2 separate regions of the Homo sapiens genome follow, and region 2 is linked to region 1. The links are chromatin loops, found by intact Hi-C in ENCODE. Cell type or tissue: breast epithelium. All regions are shown on one strand. Links, peaks and the distances in the headings refer to the core of each region. The heading gives the core; the rest is flanking DNA. Region 1 overlaps POLH (DNA polymerase eta). Region 2 overlaps SPATS1 (spermatogenesis associated serine rich 1).

Region 1 (2,917 bases), core at 245-2,744:
AATGTTCTTTCCAACCAACTCCCTATTTCTATTAAGGGCTTAAAATCCACATTAATATTGGCTTATTTTCTCTTTCATTCCTCATTATGCAGCCATTTAGTCAACAAAACCTACTTTAAAATATTTCACATATCCACTGCAACCCACCACCCTATTTTATTCAGGTTTTTTCTTTTTTCTTTTTTTTTTGAGACGAAGTCTCACTCTGTCACCCAGGCTGGAGTGCAGTGGCATGATCTCGCCTCACTGCAAGCTCTGCCTGCCGGGTTCACACCATTCTCCTGCCTCAGCCTCCCGAGTAGCTGGGACTACAGGCGCCTGCCACCACGCCCAGCTAATTTTTTGTATTTTTAGTAGAGATGGGGTTTCACCGTGTCAGCCAGAATGGTCTCGATCTCCTGACCTTGTGATCTGCCCGCTTTGGCCTCCCAAAGTGCTGGGATTACAGGCCTGAGCCACCGCGCCTGGCAAGCTCTTACCCCTTAACTCTGTTCTTCTTTCCTTTGCTTAAACACATCTATACTTTAGGGCTTATGGCAAGTTTATCTATTATGAAGTCCTCTCCTTCAACTATTCTAGCTAGCTTTCTAGTACCACATTAAAGTTCTTTACCTTTTATCTGTAATATGAAGTAGACATAATTGTTTTATTTTTTGAGACAGAGTCACACTCCGTCATCCAGGTTGGAGTGCAGTGGCATGATCTTGGCTCACTAATATATACTAGTATACATTATTTTAAATGATGGATGTTTTAATAGTATTCATTGTTCTTAATATGTGCAAGCCTTGGTGTTTCAGGAAAATAGGTAATTTAAAAAAAAAAAGAAAAATACATGCAAGCCATTGTGCTGAGGAACTTTATTTTATTTATTTAATTATTTATTTTTGAGATAGAATCTCGCTCTGTTGCCCATGCTGGAGTGCAGTGGAGCGATCTCGGCTCACCACAAGCTTCACCTCCTGGGTCCACGCCATTCTCCTGCCTCAGCCTCCCGAGTCCACGTCATTCTCCTGCCTCAGCCTCCCAAGTAGCTGGGACTACAGTCGCCTGCAACCACGCCCGGCTAATTTTTTTGTATTTTTTTTAGTAGGGATGGGGTTTCACCATGTTAGCCAGGATAGTCTTGATCTTCTGACCTCGTGATCCGCCTGCCTTGGCCTCCCAAAGTGCTGGGATTATAGGCATGAGCCACTGCGCCCGGCCAAGGAACTTTATTTTTAAAAACTATCTTTTGGGCCATGTGCGGTGGTTCACGTCTGTAATCTCAGCACTTTGGGAGGCCAAGGCAGGCAGATCACAAGGTCAGGAGTTTGAGACCAGCCTGACCACCATGGTGAAACCCCGTCTCTACTAAAAATACAAATACAAAAATTAGCCAGGCGTGGTGGTGCACACCTGTAATCCCAGCTACTCAGGAGGCTGAGACAGGAGAATCACTTGAACCCGGGAGGCGGAGGTTGCAGTGAGCTGAGTGACACTCCACCTCAAAAAAGAAAAAAAAACTAAAAAAAAAAAACCTGTCTTTTGGCAGGGCATTCTCTGCCTCCTGAGCTCAAGCGATCCTCCTACCTTGGCCTCCCAAGTAGCTAGGACTACAGGCAGATGCCACCACGCCCAGCTAATTTGTATTTTTTGTAGAGACGGGGTTTCACCATGTCACCAAGGATGGTCTCAAACTCCTGGACTCAAGCAATCCCCCCCCATATGCCCCCCACCTCCCCAGCCCCCAGCCTTGGCCTCACAAAGTGATGGGATTACAGGTGTAAACCACCATGTATGGCCATAAGAAGTAGAGCATAATTGTTAAAAGAACATTCTGCAGTCAAGCAGGGTTCAAATATTGGCTTCATAACCTACTGACCATGTGACTTTGGACAAGTTACATAATTCTCTAAGCTTCAATTTCCTTGTCTACAAACTGCACTTCATATAGCTGTTATGAGGATTAAAAGATAGTTTATTATTTTTTATTTTTTTTGAGACGGAGTTGCTCTGTTGCCCAGGCTAGAGTGCAGCTCACTGCAACCTCCACCTCCCAGGTTCAAGCAATTATCCTGCTTCAGCCTCCGGAGTAGCTGGGACTACAGCTGTGAACCTTCAGGCCCAGATAATTTTTGTATTTTTAGTAGAGATGGGGTTTCACCATGTTGGCCAGGCTGGTCTTGAACTCCTGACCTCAAGGGCTCCCAAAGTGCTGGGATTACAGGCGTGAGCCACTGTGCCCGGCCAAAAGGTAGTTTTTAAAAATAAAGTTCCTCAGCACAGTGGCTTGCGCATTTTTTGCTTTTTTTTTAATTATCTGTTTTCCTGAAATACCAAGGCTTGCACATATTAAGAACAATAAATACTATTAAAACATCCATCATTTAAAACAATTTATACTAGTATATATTAGCTTTGGGAAACAAAAATATGAATAATTTACTGTAATTGTATGACTTTCTGGACCTTTTTAAACAGTTAGAGCTAAATTTTCTCTGCTTTAGATTTTTTTCATCATTGCTTTCCCAGATTGGGTAATGTTGCAATCCTGTGGCAATGTAGATTTTTAAATTTAATCCTTTATCTGTATTAACTGAACGGGACCACAGAAGATAAGCAGAATTCCCTTATTTCCCTACAATGCTTTTTACCTTTTCTCTAGTTGATAAGAAAAATCTATAAAATTTTGGTTTTTCTTCAATACCATGAAATGGACTACAGGAAATACTTCAGGTAGTTCTGGTGTTAAATGCCCATGAAAGCTGAGAAAAAACTTTTCTTTCTTTCTTTTTTTTTTTTTTTTTTTTTGAGACGGAGTCTCACTCTGTTGCTAGGCTGGAGTACAGTGGCGCAATCTCAGCTCACTGCAACCTCTGCCTCCTGGGTTCAAGTAATTCTCCTGCCTTACCCTCCCGAAAAGCTAGGATTATAG
Region 2 (2,917 bases), core at 177-2,676, 750 kb before region 1:
AAAAAGTTAGCTGGGCGTGGTGTTGCACACCTGTGGTCCCAGCTACTTGAGAGGCTGACATGAGGACTGCTTGAGCTGGAGAGGTCGAGTCTGCAGTGAGCCCTGATCATACCACTGCACTCCAACCTGGGTGACAGAGTGAGACCCCATCTCAGAATAAGATAAAATAAAATAACACATACATATAGCCAATATGTATTTGGGGGAAATTTCATCCATCCTAATAATTGGGTTTGGGGGAGTGGGTGGTTATTTTGTGGGTTTGTTTTTTTTTTTGAGACAGGGTCTTGTTCTGTCACCCAGGCTGGAGTGATCTCGGTTCACTGCAACCTCTGCCCCTAGGACTCAAGTGATGCTCCCACCCCAGCCTCCCAAGTAGCTGGGACCATGGGCACACACCAGCATGTCCAGCTATTTTTTTGTTGTTGTTGTATTTTTTGTAGAGATGGGGTCTCACCATGTTGCCCAGGCTGCTCTCAAACTCCTGAGCTCAAGTGATCCACCCACCTCAAAAGTGCTGGGATTACAGGCATGAGACACTGTACGTGGCCCCATCCAAATAATTGAAGAACCGAATTTAAAATGAGATGCCATTATTTGTTATCCGTTTGCAAACACCCAGGTGTTTGGCACAGCTTGGAGGAATGGCATTCCTATCATTGCTGGTGGGAATGTCCCCATCTTACTGAAGAGCAATTTGGCCATATGTGACTTCCGAAGCCTATGAGAAGTGCATGTCATTTGACTCAATAGTTCTACATCTAGAAATGTATCTATGAAAAAGCCATGAAATGCATGTTTGGAGATGTAGAATGGATTCACATATGTGAATGAAATGAAATCAAGGCCAAAGATGTCCTCTATGTCAATAATTGCATGTGAGTTCTGAGGTATTTACAGTAAGATTTACTTATGGTAATTTTTGGCCATAGGTTTTAACAGTGGCTGCCTTTCATAGCATGTAAACATTTTAGTTGTATATTGCCACTATAGGACTTGAGAGTTCACCCAAGCAAGAATTGGTTGGCTCTATGGATGGTATCAGAGAGGGTCCTTTCCCAAGCTTTTTGTTTGTGTTAGGAACAAAATGTAAATGTACTGCATTTCCCTAAGCAGCGAGCAGTGAAACACACCTAAAACTTTAGCACACTTCCTTGCTTGCTTGAAAAGTTTTGTGGCAGCAGCACTCTAGAAAGTGGCCTGTGGCCACTATAATGGGGAAAGCTTGTCTGATGGACAAGGATGGGAAGAGCAATCTCTTGCTAAACTGGCAAACAGCACACTCTCTAGATCAAGCTGACTACGGCATCTTCCTGAGAGTAACTCAACCTCAAACTTGAGCTGGAGACACTTAAACATGTTCTCAAGATGCCTCCCCGCCCCTCCCCTGGTAAAAGAAGATTAGCTGGAAGAGAAGCTGGAATTGCAAGCCTGAACACTTACTAATACTGACGCTAATACTAATACTGATGCTCCCACTGCATAGAGTACCATCCAGCTACTCTGAGCAAGTCAATTACTTCTCCACGCCCAGCTCCCAGTGGCTGCCCTCTCCCCCATCTAGCTCAGAAGGCTGTGGGGAGACAAACACACTAAGGAGATACACCCTGCTTGAAAGTTTCACCATTTATCATGAAAATTGTTATTCAAGCGCAATAAATGTCAAGTAAGCCAGAAGTCAGAAAATTCTAACAAGTTTCTAAAACACTGCAAAATTAAGAAGAAATGATGTAATTAAAGGCCAAGAGAAGGTTCTGGTAACCAGAAAGGAATTCAAGGGAAAAAAGAGAATTTGGAAGAAAGTCTGTTTCTTTATTGCCATCTGTGGAATTCAGGATAATTATTTCCATTTTTTTAGGCAGGAATAACACCTTACATAACCAAAGCACTTTCATATGTTTGTCATCTCAGCTGATTGTCATAATAGCTCTGTCTGGCAGGGAGAAAAATAATACATCAAGCCATGTTTGTTTAACATGGATACTCATTTAACCAAACACTATTTCCCACCCCTGCTTATCTGCTTCACAAGGGGCCTAAGGATCAAGGACAGAAGTTTTTAACCCGTTTTTTGATTCTATCCTCTCCCCCATGAGCAGTAATGAAAGCAATCGGTTCTCTGATGGAAAAATGCACACACACACACACACACACACACACACACACGTATCTTCAATTGGTTTGTGGAGCCCCTTCCTTGCTGAAATCCATAGACTCCATGTTAAGCTAAACTCAGATGTATTCTCCTGAATAGACTCACCTACACAGCAGGAAAGGACACCATGGGTCTTTCATTAATGTGGTCTGGGACCTGGTACCCTTCTGCTACCCCTAACTCGAAAACATGGATCCTCCCTAGGACATCCTTAAAACAGCAGCTTCTTCCTTTACCCCAAACTGGAAACTGCAGGAAGGTCTGGAGCTTAAAGTTAGAATCCCAGAACCCTTTTCTCCTTGCTGTTGCAGACACACTTGGACAATTAATAGCTCTAACTCCTCCAGCTCCTCCTTCTCTACGGTCCTAGCTTATATTAATAGCTGGGTGGAATGAGTTGTACCTCCCTCCTTTCTCCCCACTGTGAAGGAGAATGAGGAGATCACACACCCAGAATACAGAAGACCAGGGAGAAAGCTAAGATCTGATCCCGCAAAGTCTGGATATTTCACAACCCCTTTTTGCAGCACTCAGGCCACTCACCCATAACAGGTAAATGAGAACTTGAGCGCAGGCGCACTCTGAGCTTTTCTGGGAGACTGTGGCTGTTCAGCGCCATGACACTGTTCTCCAAAGGCAAACGTGCCCCCAAATACCCTCCTCGGCCTTAACCAATTATGGAGCTACCAGCCATTATTTAATTTTTAGAGTGTTCATAATTCTCACCTGAACTGTCCCATCCAATAAACAATGACACAAACC

What was found. Hi-C counts contacts between places; a loop is a spot of excess contacts. Peaks named below come from ENCODE experiments on the same cell type or tissue, not always from the same donor. Only the 100,000 strongest peaks of a DNase experiment are listed, where the experiment ranks them.
Region 2: a loop joins it to region 1, with 10 times the contacts of the local background. A loop is called at or near these places in 1 of 110 quality-filtered maps.

Annotation. Positions count from the first base shown.
Region 1 is chr6:43,593,755-43,596,671 of GRCh38, reverse strand. The region is part of intron 4 of POLH (DNA polymerase eta); the gene reads right to left. Among named protein-coding and RNA genes, the nearest start is that of POLH, 19 kb to the right of the region's middle. In breast epithelium, for the core only: no CTCF peak of the experiment used is centred there; no DNase peak of the experiment used is centred there.
Region 2 is chr6:44,343,640-44,346,556 of GRCh38, reverse strand. The region is part of intron 2 of SPATS1 (spermatogenesis associated serine rich 1); the gene reads right to left. Among named protein-coding and RNA genes, the nearest start is that of SPATS1, 2.4 kb to the right of the region's middle. In breast epithelium, for the core only: no CTCF peak of the experiment used is centred there; no DNase peak of the experiment used is centred there; H3K27me3 peaks cover 557 bases.